Regions from separate parts of the Homo sapiens genome. Here region 1 is linked to region 2. Evidence: read pairs that join two places in POLR2A ChIA-PET (ENCODE). Cell type or tissue: PC-9. All regions are shown on one strand.

Region 1 (8,000 bases), 120 kb after region 2:
GCAGTTTAGTTACAGCTGAATGTATCGCAGGCTAGTGAAGGAAACGGTGGAGAAGGGCTCCTTTGGGATAAGGGACCCTTATGGAAAAAAAAAAAAAAAAGAGGCAGGAAATTAGGGCACAATTAGATGTGTGCTTCTAGAAGCTTCGTGGGACCCAGTATTATGTAAGGAGTTAAGAAGTTTTAAATGAAGGACAAAAAATAGGTTAAAAACTTAAAGAAAATATTTAGTCATGCACGTTTTTTCAGAGAATTTGAGCATAAAACTTCAGGAGCCTGTAACTCAAAGCCCCTTGGCCACTCCTCAGCATCTCACACTCTCAGTGATCCCTGCCTCTTATCCACCTTTCTGCCCTCTCCCCTTTCCTCCGTGGAGCACTTATAACAGTTACCTTTATTTACATGTTTAAAATCCCCCTACCTTCTGTATTGGTGTTAGGGATGGGCTCTACCACTGTTTGCCCAAGCCTTGCCTTTTACTATTCCTTTGTTTGCAGGGAGCTGCTGTGTGTGTATTTGGGGAATGCCTGCCTGCTGCCCTTCCCGAGTGAGCCCTGCTCCCCCAGCACACAGCATGCTGCTTATTTCCTTTTTCTGGCACTGGTCCAGATCTGGCCTGGGCTTTGCCCTGCAGCTTCCCTGTGCCCAGTGTAACTGACTCAGAAGGAGGGTCGATGCCTCCGTTTCTAACCTTCCTCATTTTTTACAGATCTCTTTAGGTGTTTGATGGATAAACCGTCTGAGTTATAGTAAAGGTAACTATCATTGCTTCAGAGTGTGCCAAGGCCAGGCTGACTTCATCAGAGGCTTTGTGGAATGCTTTATTTCATTTAATCCTAACAACACGACTGTGAGTTAGATATCATTGTCATCATGTGCTTCCTAGAGGTGAAGTCACTGTGGCTTGACCAGGCTGAGTAACTTGCTCAGAGCCACAGAGCTAGTAGGCGGTTCCTCTGCATGGATCACCCACCGACCCCACTTGCCCTGGGGAAGCTTTTATTTGGGATCGAAGATCAGTGATGAGGCCCTTTACCAACCTGACTCAAGTGGAAATGTGCTACTGCAGAAGGCTGTCCCACATTAGATTCTGAATTTCCTTCCAGAAGAGGTCATTTTCCTGAGGATAAATAGTGGGACAAAAGACAATTAAAGATTCTTATTTCCAGATATCCTCAACCTGTCCTGGGAGAATAAAACCTACTATTAAATGTGTTGAAAGTGTATTTACACATGACTGTCTGATAAATGGTCACTACAGGGAAGTTTGCAGGAATTTTACTTTTCAAATGGGTTTATTCTTTTCTGAAAGAAAATAGTATATCCCCCTTTTGTTCGCTTTACTACTTTTCAAGACCAGATAACATGTTGATGATCATGGTATAAACCTACTAGTATATTTTCATTCTAAAGAATGGAACAATATAGAAAGAGTCACATACAAATTACTTGGAGAAAGATCATTCAGTGAGGCTTACATTAAAAAAAAAATCCAATACTAGATGTGAAATAATAATGCCTGTTAGTACTGGTAATATACTGATATCTTGTTATTGTTACATTAAAGCAAGATGAAATATCAACCACTTCTAATATTATTCATCAGGATGCTAAGAGTAACATGCGCTCATTGAACATTTTTAATTTTTCTTAATACTAGAAATTCTAATGCCTATCTTTGCTGAAGGGCTTTTTTTTTTCTTTTATGGAGTTTTAATTTTTCTTTTGTATGTAACCTTTTCTTTTTTGAGACAGGATCTCACTGTGTCACCCAGGCTGGAGTGTAGCTGCCTAATCTCGTTCACTGCAGCCACCACATCCTGGGCTCAAGCAGTCCTCCCACCTCAGCCTTCTGAGTAGCTGAGACTTACAGGTATCCACCATCACACCCAGCTAATTTTTGTATTTTTTGTAGGGATGAAATTTCACCATGTTACCCAGTTTGATCTTGAACTCCTGAGCTCAAGCGACCTGCCCATCTTGGCCTTCCAAAGTGTTGGGATTACAGGCGTGACCCACTGCGTCTGGAGCATTTGTGTAACTTTAAAAATACACAAAACTAGTCCAGGTCTCCCTTTACTGTTCACTACATTTTTTCAACATTATTACTTACAGATATTATGTATTCTTTCTTCAATTGATTACTCATATTGGCAGTTACTTTCGTATTTGTTGTATTTCTACCCCTGTTGTTTCTAAATACTTTAACAGGTATATTCCAGCTCTTGTTTTCCTCTCTACCCACTCCTTAAAATACATGTTTCCATTTCTATGCTTTTCCATCTGCCGTCCCAAGAATATATTTTTAGATAGGTGCTTAGGGAGACTCTATTAAAGAATGCATCTTCCAATATGAAGCTGTGATTCTTACAGTTATATACTGGGACCTGAGGACCTCATGCCACTGAATGTCCTTCCTGTACCAAGTTCAGTATACAATTAGAATGCGTCCTGTGTTCCTCCGCTGATACTTGATGTCGGTGCCTGTGAAGCTTTTACTCTGCCCCACTCCTTACAGGATGGTTTGGTTTTATGCCACTGTGGTCTTTTTCTTTTCTTCATTTCCCCCTCTCTTTTCATATCTACATTCTAATCTAGACAACTGTGTTGACAGTTCTTTCTAGGAAGATTTACAGCAGAATTATTTTCACTTTTATGGTAAGCTACTCAAAGTTTTTTTTTAATGTGTGTATGTACTTTATTAAAAGTTCTCTTTGCATTGCTTTGTTTTGGCTATTTTAATTCACAATAATTGGCAGTGACCTCTAATATATAAAGCATAGTTTTTTCCACAGTACACTATAGTTGTTGGAATTCCTTACTCAGTGAACCAAATGAGTATATGTTGGGCTATTTGAGTTAAACCAGATTGATTGCTTCAGATTCTTTTGTCTCATTTAAAATGGAGATCTTTTAGATGCTTTTATGTATAATTTCAAACTGTTTTGCAGCCATCAATCATCTTTTTTTCACTATTGATTATCTAGGAGTTATCTATTTTTAAATGGTTTATAATTTATATACTTCTGTTTCCTGTGCCATTAATTTCACTATTATTGAGTAGACTGTCTGCAAAGTTGGAGTTGAGAAAAAAAAATACATATATCTCTAAATACAGCTGTATTAAATGCTTGAAGAAACACCCTAAAACGGACAATTTCTTGTTTATCTATTGTATTTATACTTTCATGTATCATGCTGATAAGTGTAGTTGAGAGTTGTAGTTTGGACTTTAATATTGTATTTAAGAAATAATTTCATTGGTGCACATCTCTATTAGTAGGGAAAACAATTGCCATTGTACATTCAAAATTATTAAATTACTTACTATTAGAGGAACATAGAGTATCTGTCAGATTTCCTCCAGAGAAATAGAACCAGTAGAAGGTACATACACACACACTGGAGATTAATTACAAGGAATTGTGTTATGCGATTTTTGGGTAGCTAGGCAAGTCTGAAATCTGATGAGCAGGTTGGAAATTCTTGGACAGAACTGATGTTGCAGTTTACATGCAGAATTTTTTCTTCCTTATGGAAACCTTAGCTGTGCTCTTAGGCCTTTCATCTGATTGGAGGAGGCTGTTCAGATTACAGAAGATGAGAATGTCCCTCTCTTCAAGGCAACTGATTTCAGCTGTTAGCACATCTACAAATACCTTTAGAGAAACACCTGGATTTGTGTTTGATTGAATAACTTGGGACTATAGCCTCTCCAGGTTACTAAATGTAACTGACAAGAATCCATTGAAAATGCATTGCCAGTTGCTAAGCAGTGTGGATACCCACACTTTCAGGTACCCATACTGTAGGTATCTAAAAACTATGTGTGTATGTATTGAAAGAGCACATTTATGAAGATTTTACCAAGAGATTATGGGAATTAGTAATAAGGAATAGAAGAGGGAATAGGGAATGACATCAGTCATAGTGATATTTACTTATGGATACCAGGAAGAGTCAAAAAACAGAAAACACCGTTAGACTCTATAAAGCACGGAAGAGGACCTAAGGAAGCAAGTGAAGAATTTCTTCTTTTTCAAATTGAGTTTTGTGGGGAAATTTAATGTCCCCTTGAACATCATCAGCCCTGGCATATTAGATTAGGCAGAGATCTGAGATTCTAGACCAATACTCTTACTTTAGAACTGTACAGTTGGAAGTTGGAAACATGAAGACTTTGGAAAGATTCTGTCCTCTTCAATATACACATGGCTTTCGGGAAACCACACTTTCTTGGTCTTTCCCGTACCTTACTAGTAACTCCTTCTCTAGTCTCTTTTGTTGGTTCATCCTCTTCTGCACACACCATTCATGCTGGAAGATGCAGGACTTAGTCTTTGGCCTGTCCCAGGTTTGCCTCATTTTCTTAGGGGTCTTACCCAGTGCTGTGGCTGTCAGTGGTCTCTGTGGGCCAAGAACTCTCAAGTTGGTGATCTCGAGCCAGACCTTTCTCCCAATCCTCCAGGTCATATTTCCATCTGCTGATTTAGTCTCTCCATGTTGATGTCTAATAGGCATCTCAAATTTAATTTGTCCAAGTGGAAAAACTCGTTTATTCTTCACCACCTCACCATCCCTCCCACCCCAATCCACAAGTGCTTGCCTCTCTTACAGATTTTATTTTATTTTTTGAACATTGAGATAGATCTTGCTTGTTGCCCATGCTGGCCTTGAACTTCTGGGCTCAGGCACTCCTCCCACCTCAGCTCCCCGAGTTGCTGGCACTACAGGCATGCCCCACCACACCCGGCTGTAGACTTTCCTGTCCCAGCTGATGAGATCACCATCTTCCTGTTTACATAGGCCATAGCCTTTGTAGTCATCCTGGACTTCTGCCTCTCATAGCTCACATCCTATCTATCATGTTCAAAATAGATTCTGAATTTTATAGCTTCTCATCACTACAATCATCTGTTTGAATTATGCCAGTGGTCTCCTAATTAGTCCTCCCAACTAACTCCGTCTTCCCTCATGGGATCTCTTCTCAGTTTGGTAAACACATTGATGCTGAAAGTGAGAACACATGACTCATTTGCGCAGAGCTCCTCCCTGGTGCCTCAGTTCTCTTAGAGAAAACCCAGTGATGAGGTCTCTGTTGTCACCTCTCAGGCCCACCTTTCACCTGCTGTCTCTCTCCTGCACTGCTCCGGTGTGCTGGGCTCTTCGCAAGGCGTGCCCCCTCTTCAGTGCCCTTTACTATCTGGATTATTGCTTTGCCAGATTTTCTCATGTAGTAATGAGCTGAAACCAGCTCTTATAAGGTGGGCCAATTGTTAAACTTTAAGGAATTTTGTGAACTGGTTGCCATTCTTTTCGTAGGCTGAAATGGGCCACGGTGGAGGCTTTTCACCATAGGAATGAGCAAGCCCTGCATATTAGTTCCTCACTCCACCCCCAGCCTCAGGGGGGCTGCTAACTGTTTACCACCAGGTCACCCTCACGGCTGATCATTACCCTTCATCCCTTTGCTCACCGCTTCCCTTCTCAGTGAGGCCCGTCCTTACTGTTGAATTTAAAGTTGGCGGTACTCCCAAACCTCCTCACCCTGCTCTGTTGTTTCCAGCAGCACTTGTTATTTTTAAACATGCTATGTGAGTGTGTGATTTATGAACTTTTGTTTGCTATTTATCACCTGTGTTCACCCAGGTGCCCACCACAGTGACTGCTACGTAAAAGGCCCTTAGTGAATAAATGAATTGAAAGGTTGTTGCTAATGATGTTAATTGTAGAATCATTTCAAGGCTTCTATGCCAGGTACTAAGAGAGAAAGGGATTTGTTTGTGTGTTTTGTTTTAGAGCAACACTGATGAATTTGAGCCATGTGCATAGATTTTAGGAAATTCCGTGATGAAACTCATGAAAAAGAGGTATAGTCAGTCTTCTAGGTTATCCCTAGACTCAAGTATCCAGCTTGCTTTGTAAAAATGTCAGCGTCATTAGGAACTATGAATCCTTCATGTTATCTCCTACGTTTGTACCTTATTACTAACGTTGCAGTCCTAAAATTGTGAACTTTCTTTTTCGTGAAAATTTACATTTTGGATTACAGTTTAATATTATGTTCCTGAGGTGAGATTCATAGTCCTTATTCTTAAGATTAGATTAAGATAGCTTAGTCTTACATGATTTAGATTTCTTTGGTCTTTGTGTTATTTTGGTCAGACATTTATGCATTAATATTTTTTGGAAAGGTTGCCTAAGATTTTTTTATTCTGTTGGATACTAGGCTGTAGGCTCTTTCAGATCCTAGCTTACCTTATTCATGGCTAAATTGCCCGCACCACTTAGCAAATGTGGTAGAAACGACAGGTGCCTAATAAAAGGATCTTTGATTTAACTCAGTAGCCAATTTCACTTTCTTTGTGTTGGCCCATAAATTTACAGCCTCTTTGAAACTCCATTATAACATTGTTAAGTGCACTTCTCATATTTGAAGTAAATTATTTTATAATTTGCTTATATAAAACAAAGTATTTCAAAAATTTTTAAATTCCTACTACTGTGTTTAAATCTTTTTAATAATGATTTATGACACTTAATGGAGTAACAATATTGTTCATATTGATGCTTTCAGCTGCGTTTCCTTCTATCCTCGTATTGTTCCTTGTTAGGTCATTAGTTTGTTTTTGAAAAACAGTGACGCCTTTTTGACCCTGGAAGTTTTTCCCTAGTGATGTGTGTGTGTGTGTGTGTGTGTGAGATTCCTTTTCATTTTCTTTGACCTGTTGAGTGTGTCATTTAGACAAATGTTTGCTTATTTTATATACTATATTGTTCCCTTTTCGGCTATGCTATTTATTTATTTATTATTTTTTGAGACAGAATATCGCTCTGTTGCCCAGGATGGAGTGCAGTGTTGGAATCTCGGCTCATTGCAACTTCTGCCTCCTGGGTTCAAGTGATTCTCATGCCTCAGTCTCCCAAGTAGCTGGGGCATGAACCAACACGCCCAGCTAATTTTTGTATTTTTAGTAGAGACAGGGTTTCTGCATGTTGGCCAGGCTTCTCTCGAACTCCTGACCTCAGATGACCTGCCCGTCTTGGCCTCCAAAGTGCTGGAATTACAGGCATGAGCCACCGTGCCTGGCCCTTCTGTGTTATTTAATACTAACTTTTCATGGGCTCTATAGATATAAGTATGTTTCTCACATCTATCCACTTAAGGAGTTGAGCTTCCTGCATGAGACATAGTAATGCTTAACCAAAAATACTTTGACGAATGAGTATATTGGGCATATGTGTTTTATATTTCTATTTTTTGTAGTATTTTCTCTTAATTACTACTTTTTGAGTGCTTCCTGCTTCATCTTCTTTGGAAACTAACCCTGTTAAAATAAACCAAATATTTATATAAATAAAACATATGTAAGTTCTAAACTTTCTATATTTCTAGATCGTTTATATTTATTCAGTCATATTAAGATTACAGAGTTAAAAATGAAAAATTGCATAGTTTTTACCTTAACACAAATTTGATTCCAGTGGAGACATATATATATCTTCTCTTAGAATAAAATGAACAAAAGTGTACCTTATCCACACTTCATCTTTACTTTTTCATTTGTTTAAAAATGATGATTAAAAGTGTATTACAGAAGATAACAGCACAATGAAAGAATTCTCTTACCTATATGCTTCCTATGCATGGGACTAGCAAATCTGATCTTATTTAATACTATGATTTATTCTCAGTGTCTGTAAACTTATACTCATACTGGAGGGAATGAGATTATGCTTGGAGAATCCCAAAATCTTGCTTTAATTTTTTTTCCTTTTTCTGCTATCTTGGTTTATGCTAGAACTATGCAAGAAATATGTATTGAATTTATCAAGAGTACACAGATCTTACCTTACAGCATAACAGCAGCCCCTTGAAGGGATAAGCCATGTTCCACTTGTGTTTATTTATCATAACCTCATATAGTAAATGTATGATTTTATATAAAATCATATTTATATAGTTGTCTTAGTAAATGACTGGAAAAAATTCCAACTTTA
Region 2 (8,000 bases):
CCAATGTCCTGAAGCAGTTCTCCTATGTTTTCTTCTGTTACTTTCATGATTTTGGGTTTTACATTTAGGTGCTTGATCCATTTTGAGTTGATTTTTGTGTAGGGTTAGAGGTGGGGGTCTAGTTTCATTCTTCTGCAAATGAATATCAGATATGCAGTTTTGCCAGCATCGTCAATGAGTGTTCTTGAAGTCTTTGTCAAAAAAATCAACTCTGTACATATGTGGATTAATTTTTGGGTTCTCTATTCTGTTCCATTGGTCTGTGTGTCTGTTTTTATGCTAGTACCATGCTGTTTTGTTAGTACAGATTTGTAGTATATTTTGAAGTCTGGTAGTGCGATACCTTCAGCTTTTTTTTTTTTCTTTTTCTTTTTCTCAGGATTGCTTTGACTATTCAGGGTCTTTTGTGGTTTCATTAACATTTTCAGAGTTTTTTTTTCTATTTGGGTGAAGAATGTCGTTGGTATTTTGATAGGGATTGCATTAAATCTGTACATTTGCTTTGGGTAGTATTGTCATTTAAACAATATTCTTATGATTTATGAACAGGAGATGTCTTTCCATTTGTTTGTATCCTCTTCCCTTTCTTTCATCACTGATTTGCAGTTTTCCTTGTAGAGGTCTTTCACCTCCTTGGTTAAATTTATTCCTAGGCATTTTATTTTATTTTATTTTGTAGCTGTTGTAAACGGGACCACTTTCTTGATTTCTTTTTCAGCTACTTCACTGTTTGTGTGTAGACATACTTCTGGAACAAGACAACGATGCCCACTCTTACCTCCCATATTCAAAATAGTAGTGGAAGTCCTAGGCAGGCAACTAGGCAAGAGAGAAATAAGTGGCGTCCAAATTGAAAAGGAAGGAAGTCACATTGTCCCTGTTTGCAGGTGACATCATGTTATATTTAGAAAAACCTAAAGACCCTGCCAAAAAATCTTGTAGAATGTATAAGTGAATTCAGTAAAGTTGCAGGATACGCAGTCAGCATACCAAAATCTATAGTGTTTCTGTGAAAAATTTTTTTTTATTTTCAAAATATTTGTCTCTAAATGTAAAGTGAGTCTCTTGTAGCTAGCACATACTTTGGTCTTTTGATGCAGTCTGAGAATCTCTTCTTTTTCACTTAGTGTTTATTACCATTTAATGTAATACCACTGGTTTGATTTATAGTTTCTGTTGTACTCTTTACCTTATGTGTTTTGCATTTGTTCTTCTTTTACTGCCTATTTTGTGTTAATATGAATTTTCTCCACCTTCTTTATTTGGGTATGTCTTTACTTCCCCTTTATTATTTAAATATAGTTTTGCTGGATGGAGAGTTCTTGATTGATACTTTGACCGTGTTATTCTTCTGACTTCTACCTTCCATTGTTTGTCATAAATCAGCTCTTAATTGTATTTTTTCTTTATATGGTATGAAGTTAGCTGTTCTTGTATGTGATGAAACTTTTTTGTTGCTTGTAGGATTTTCTCACTGTCTTTGTCTGTTTTTTTTTTCAGCAGCTTGATTATGATGTTTTGGGTGAAGATTTCTTAGTGTTTATGTTTCTTGATGTTGAACTTTTATCTGTAGATTACTGTGTTTCATCAAATTTGAGGAACTTTCAGCCATTAATTTTTTTTCTCTACTGCTTTCCGTATTTCTCGTAGGATCCTTACTGTACTTTTATTGGAATGCTTTAGATTTTTCCATAGGTCTCTCCGGCTCATTCTTAAAATTTTCTCCTTCTGTTTCACCTTTTTAAAAAAAGTTTTTAAAATAATTTTTGCGTGGAGATCCTCTCTAGTTGTCTTACTGGTTTTTCATTTATAGAATCTCCTTGCCACATTTCTTGCTAGCCTGTCAGTTGCTCAAGCATGGCTCACACTTCTGGGGTTGGCTGTGTGTCAGGATTTCCTCATTGGCTTTCTGTCAACTTTGTTACTTTTAGCTGACAAGGATGTGGGGTTTTGCCCTCACCCCAGATTTCTTCCTCCCTTCCTCACCTTGGCACAGAGCTCCAGTTTTTTGTTTCAGTCTTGTGTCAGTAAAATTACCATTCTGCCTCTCCAAGTTGAGGAGTTGGTGGAGGGAACTGTAACATCCCAGGCAGGCACCCCTCCCACCAGCTCTCTTACCCAAAACTCTAGTAGTTTTTCAAGATAAAGTGCTTTTCAATTTGTTGCTTTCATTTGATTTTCAGAATGTTGAAATTGTTGCTGTTGACAATTTTATGCAGTTTTATACTTATTTTTGAGATCTGTTGACCTCTTTTTGTGGCCAAACCTGCACGTTTCTCAGTGAGCCATTACCTCTCCCAAAGTTTCTTTTGTCACATTTTTCTTTCCCCTTTTCTGTTTTTCTACTTGAACTCTTTAATTAGTTGACTATGTGTTAGACCTCTTGTAATTATTTCTTAGGTACCCGAGCTTCTCTTTACCTTTTTTAGTCCATTTTTCTCCGTCTGTTCTTCATATTGGATGATTTTTATTGATGTCTTCAAATTTATTGATTCTTTACTTTGTCATATTCATTTAAGTATTAAAGCCCTTGTAAAACTTGGTTATTTTATTTTTGTTTCTAAAATTCTCATTGGACTTTTACAAATATACTTTTTTTCTTATTTGTTGAGATTTTCTTTTAAGCATATTTCCTTAACTTCATTAGCTATGATTATAGCATAATAGTGGCTCTGAAGTCCTTTTAAAATAATGCCAGCATTGTGTCATTTTCATTGCTCCTTTTTCCCTTTGGGATTTGGTCACATTTTTCTGGCTCTTGCTATGTAGAATACATTTGTATTGCATCTTGAGCATTATGAATTTTATGTTGTACGGACTCTGGATTATGGTATATTGTTTCAAAGACTGGGTATGTTTTCATTTTAGCAGACAGTTAACTTGATTAGCATCAAATAGCAACTGTCATGTCTGTAGAAGTCAGCTGCTTGTATCTCATTTCTGATAGTTAAGCTTTAATTGCCATCTGCCTTCTCTCTTCCTTGTTCCTACATGCTTTAGGTGTTCTGAGTTTATTCCCAGAATCAGGGCTCCTTTGGCTCTCCTTTATGGCTCTCTTTTACTTCTTATTCTCCCATGTCTGTTGTGTTGGAGCAGTTACCCTCTGATCCAGGAGTGCAGCTGGTTTTTCTGTTGTGAAAGGCTTCTTTCCTGATGCCTTCTCTCAGACAGTTCCAACTTTGGACATCTTCAGGATAAAGCCATCAAATAAAAGTGAGGAGGGTTTGGATATATTTGCATCATGGTTTGCTTCATGGTTTGGTTCTACTCCCAACCTCCAGCTTTTGTTTAATTTCCAGGACCTTCATACAGTTATTTAAAAAAAAATTTGGTCCAGACTTTTTAGCTCTTCTGGTGTGGGGCGGGGTGGGGGGGGTTTGTTTGGCAGAATCTCATTACTTCGTACCAGAAATGGAAAGTCTCTAGTATATTTATTAAAAATAGTTCTCACTATTATTCCCAAGGCATTATATGTTTATTGTGAGAAACTGGGAGAAGCTAATAAATTGCAATGAATATGAAAAAAATCACTTAATCTACTTTAAAAATTTTTATATAATTCTTTTGGTATTAGACAACTGAATGTATTGTACATAAAATTTTATTTTATTTTTTGTTCAAATTTATTTTTAATTGATGTAATAATTGTACATATTTGGGGATATAGTTTGATGTTTAAATACATGTGTACATGGTGAAATGTTCAAAGCAGGGTAATCAGTAAATCCCTACTTGAAATATTTATCATTTCTTTGTGGTGACAACATTCAGAATCTTCTTTTCTAGGTATTTTGAAATACACTATTATTAACTATAGTCATTCTCTTGTGCAATAGAACACCAGAATGTATCCCTCCTAGCTGCTTTGTACCCATTGGCCAGTCTCTTCCCATCTCTTCATGTCCTCCCCAGCTGCTGGTTACCACTTTTCTGCTCTCTACTTCCATGAGATCAACTTTTTTTTAAGATTTCTCTCTCTCTCTCTCTCATGCACACACACGTGAAATATATATGTGAAAAATATATATAGATTTAAAATCTGCTTTTGCACTACATTATGTGGGAAGTGCTTTCCTATGCCATTCAATATTCTTGGTAGATAGTTTTATGGCAGTGTAACATTCCATCTGTATGGAGATGACAGTTTATGACCATTTCTTAATGCTTTCCATGTTGGTTGTTCACAGTTTTTTGCCTTTATATATGACCAGTGGAGGACATCTTTGCATATATTTTTGTGCTCTTTTCATGTTATTTCATCAGGATAGATTCCTAGAAGTAGAATATTGGGTTTCAAAGTTAATAGTAATGTTTAAAGTTGTTATTACACACAATTAAAATGCTTCTCAGAAAATTTGATCAATTTAACATCTGTGAGGCTTCAACCTTTCAAGCTTTAACTTTAGATTTTTTGGCTTTTTCTCATTCGATGTGTGGGAACTCTCACAATCTGTTTTTGATTAACTGTTTATGTCACGCATGTTCCTACAGTTTTTTGGGTAAATTTTTACATCTCTTCATTTTCAAATGAGCTGTTTGTGTTCTGTACCTATTAAGTATGCCTTTTTTTTCTTTTGAGACAGAGTTTCACTCCTTCGCCCAGGCTGGAGTGCTGTGGTGCAGTCATGGCTCACTGCTACCTTGACCTCCTAGGCTCCAGTGAGCCTCTCAGCTCAGACTCCCTGAGTAGCTAGGACCACAGGCACACACCGCCACACCTAGACAATTAAACATAAAAACAGTTTCTAGAGAGATGGGTCTGCTGTGTTGCCCAGGCTTGCCTGATTGTTTTTAAAAATCAGCTTTTAAAACTATTTTATATAGATTCACAAAATTAAAAAAAATTAAAAACTATTTTTATGGGAGACGAGACAGAATCTATTTTCATGCAATTATAAAAGTAGTTTCTTTAGTATATCACTTTTTTTGTTTATCTCATTGAGTATCTTCATGTGTGTTACATCTTGTCATCTGCCTTGCAATCCAAAGTTTGTAAAAACTGGTGGAAAGTAACCAATAGAGTCTATTTTTATTTATTTATTTATTTTGTTAACAGTTGAACTTGGATTGAACCTTAATTTCAGTCTCTTAGAGTTTTTTCATATGGCTTAGGTCATTTTTTAAACTATAATACAATATGAAAAATTGCTTTCTTTTCATTTTTATGTTTTCATGTGTAGCTTGACATTTGAGCAGGTGATGTTATGTATCTGAAAGATATTTATAATATATTAAGCAATACTTGTTAATGTTTGGTTAAAACACGATAGTCACACAAAACTGATGCTTTCTCTATTATGCAACTTCTTTTTGTGGATTGGCCTATCGACATCCTTATTGGATGTTGATTTTTGCTTGGATTCTATTATGACTGTGTAATGTTTTTGATATTGCCTTGAGAGTTAGGGAGAATGGCAGGGAGATTTTACTTCTGTGATATTTCTGTAGACACATTGTGCCCAGCTATTGTAGGGGGCGATGGTTAAATAATGGTAATATACTACATATAGTGTATTTTTAGAGCCACTTTCTAGTTCAGTGACATGAGTTGCAATCTCTTTTTTTTCCCTCTTTTATTCAGCTGTCCCCTTCCACTCAGCTCCCACTGAAGATTCGTTGCATCTCAAGCTCTTAGATGTATGTAGACTGCCTCTATGCTTTCTGCATTGGATAATTATGGCTGAGAGTCTAGTTTAATTACAAGACCCCATGATGAATCATCTTATTAGATGTGTGCTTCCAGTTAATCCCTCACATATATTTACTATGTAGAGAACTGTATAGGACTGACCATCATGTCTGAATCATGAGAGCCAATAAGTTATGCCTAATATACTATGCATGGAAGGAATAACTTTACTTTTGATAATAAAACTGTAAAACAGAACAAAATATTAAGATGCATAAACCAATTTACATAGAAATATGAAACAGCAATGTATTGGGAAAAATTTTGGAATATGTATATATGTATTAACCTCAATTTACACATGAAGGAATTTCATTAACATGCCTTGTTTTGCTACCAATGATTGTTTTTATCCTATCTTGTCAGGATATTGTCAATTATGGTGTAACCTACATGTGGAGTTAAAGCATGGCCCACTAAGCAATCCTAATTCAGCTAGACATTGAATTATGAATCATAGGTTACTAAATTAGTACACATTAGTTTTCATCTCCATAGGGAGATATTTAAGTTTCAATTCTGCAGAAATCTAAAGATCCTGGATTCATTATGCTCAGTACTGAGTGCAGTGCTTTGGGGGCAGTGTCAGTTGTGGGGGTGTCACAGAGTCTTGGGCATGTGCAGTATTTCGGTGCATCTTATTGGAGGTGAGAAGATCTTTAGACATTTTCTAAGATAGTCAATCTGTGGACAAGTATAGGGCTTTTTTGCATTTTTTCCATGTCTTAATAGGAAACCAGAATCATTTAATAAATCATTCATCAACAATTAAGATTAATTTACTCAGTTCAGCTCTACAAATGTTGGGTTTCTATTATGTGCCAAGCACTTAGCTGGGTACTAAGATAAGTAAAGTGTGGTTTTTGATTTTCTTGATAGAACATAGAAAAACAACATTTAGATCATCATGAAAACGGTGAAGGATTCAGTGAGAGTTTTTAGACAGGATGTGTGAACCGAGGTCAAGTTCTCCTGTAGAACGGTGGTGAAGAGGACAGTAGGAAGAGAGTGAAGGAAGAGAGTGAAGGAGTAGGAAGAGAGTGAAGGAAGAGAGTGAAGGAGTAGGAAGAGAGTGAAGAGAGTTGAGCCCTCTTCCACCACAGCATCTCTCACTCATCCAGGTCCCTCATCCAGGTTCTGCTGGTTATTTGTTTTTTGGGTTTTGTGAAGATTATATATCGTTTGCGTTGAGTATTAGATAACAGTAGGTGGTCTCCGGGACACAGCCTGTAATGCAGTACATTGCTGTTTCTCTGGCAGCACAGGTGCGTGTTCAACACAGGGGCTCGAATGAAGTCTCCGAGTAGCTTTATGTTAGTGTTTTGCCACCAACTGATTAAACTTTGCATTTTCGTTACTTTTCAACTTTCAGAATTGTGAATAAGGGATTATGAACCTTCCCCGAATATATGTTAGGAGGGAGATGAGAGCAAAGGTATATGCAGATAGCAAGTCGCCATGCGCGGCAGGTAAGGAGTTTAGGATTCATCCTGCAGGTGATGGGGTTATTGAAAGTGCCGTCTGATGGCAAGCACAAAATGCATTTGAAGATGAAATCATTGAGCGTTTTGCACAGAGGAGTAGAGTGGCTCAGACAAGTCTCTTTTAAGAAGATACTTTAAATACCTGTGGTATCTAGGCTGGATTCGGACAAGAAGACAACAGGTGGAGATGCCAGTGATGAGCTTTTTGCTTCAGTGTGCTGGGGAGAAGGAGAGTGATGGAGGAGCGCCCTCTCCTACCGCAGCCTTCCTCATCCAGGACCCTTGGGGCAGATGTGGTTATTCATAGTTGTTGTTGTTGTTTTGGGTTTGAGAAAGGCTATATATTCTTCTAATATACATTAGAAAAAACTGCAGGATTTGGCCATAAGAGGGCTTGGATAAGAGTATAGCAATGGGGATGGAAAGAGAATATGACCTTGAGAAACATCAGAAGAAACTGCCGAATTTGACAATGAATTTGATATACGAAGTCACAGATAAACAAATTCAAGACAATCTCAGAGTTCAAAGTGAATAATTCAGAGACTGTTTCAGAAGTTAGTAGTAGGGAGAGAGATGAGGGTGTTAGGTTTGGGCTATTTGATGAATGAATAGTCACTTTCTGTGAGATGGACCATAGCCCAGATAGCCCAGAATGAAGGATGTGTGCTGGCAGCATGACACAAGGAAGAGTTTGTTTGAAACACAGGCTCTGGGGTTAGCCCTGGCAGTAACTAGCTTTACCTGCTTTTTACCTAGCTTTTTCACCTTAAAGATTATGATGTGCCTGCTGAGATTCCTTCTAGTGTTGATTGCCAGTGTGTTCA

The links. ChIA-PET counts read pairs that join two places held together with the same protein. Peaks named below come from ENCODE experiments on the same cell type or tissue, not always from the same donor. Only the 100,000 strongest peaks of a DNase experiment are listed, where the experiment ranks them.
Region 1: POLR2A ChIA-PET joins it to region 2 with 10 read pairs; 4 of 35 experiments call an interaction of 5 or more read pairs at or near these places.

Annotation. Positions count from the first base shown.
Region 1 is chr18:74,835,925-74,843,924 of GRCh38, forward strand. The region is part of intron 4 of ZNF407 (zinc finger protein 407); the gene reads left to right. Among named protein-coding and RNA genes, the nearest start is that of ZNF407, 240 kb to the left of the region's middle. In PC-9, no CTCF peak of the experiment used is centred here; a DNase peak (open chromatin) is centred at 4,777.
Region 2 is chr18:74,720,578-74,728,577 of GRCh38, forward strand. All of the region lies in intron 3 of ZNF407 (zinc finger protein 407), which reads left to right. Among named protein-coding and RNA genes, the nearest start is that of ZNF407, 130 kb to the left of the region's middle. In PC-9, no CTCF peak of the experiment used is centred here; no DNase peak of the experiment used is centred here.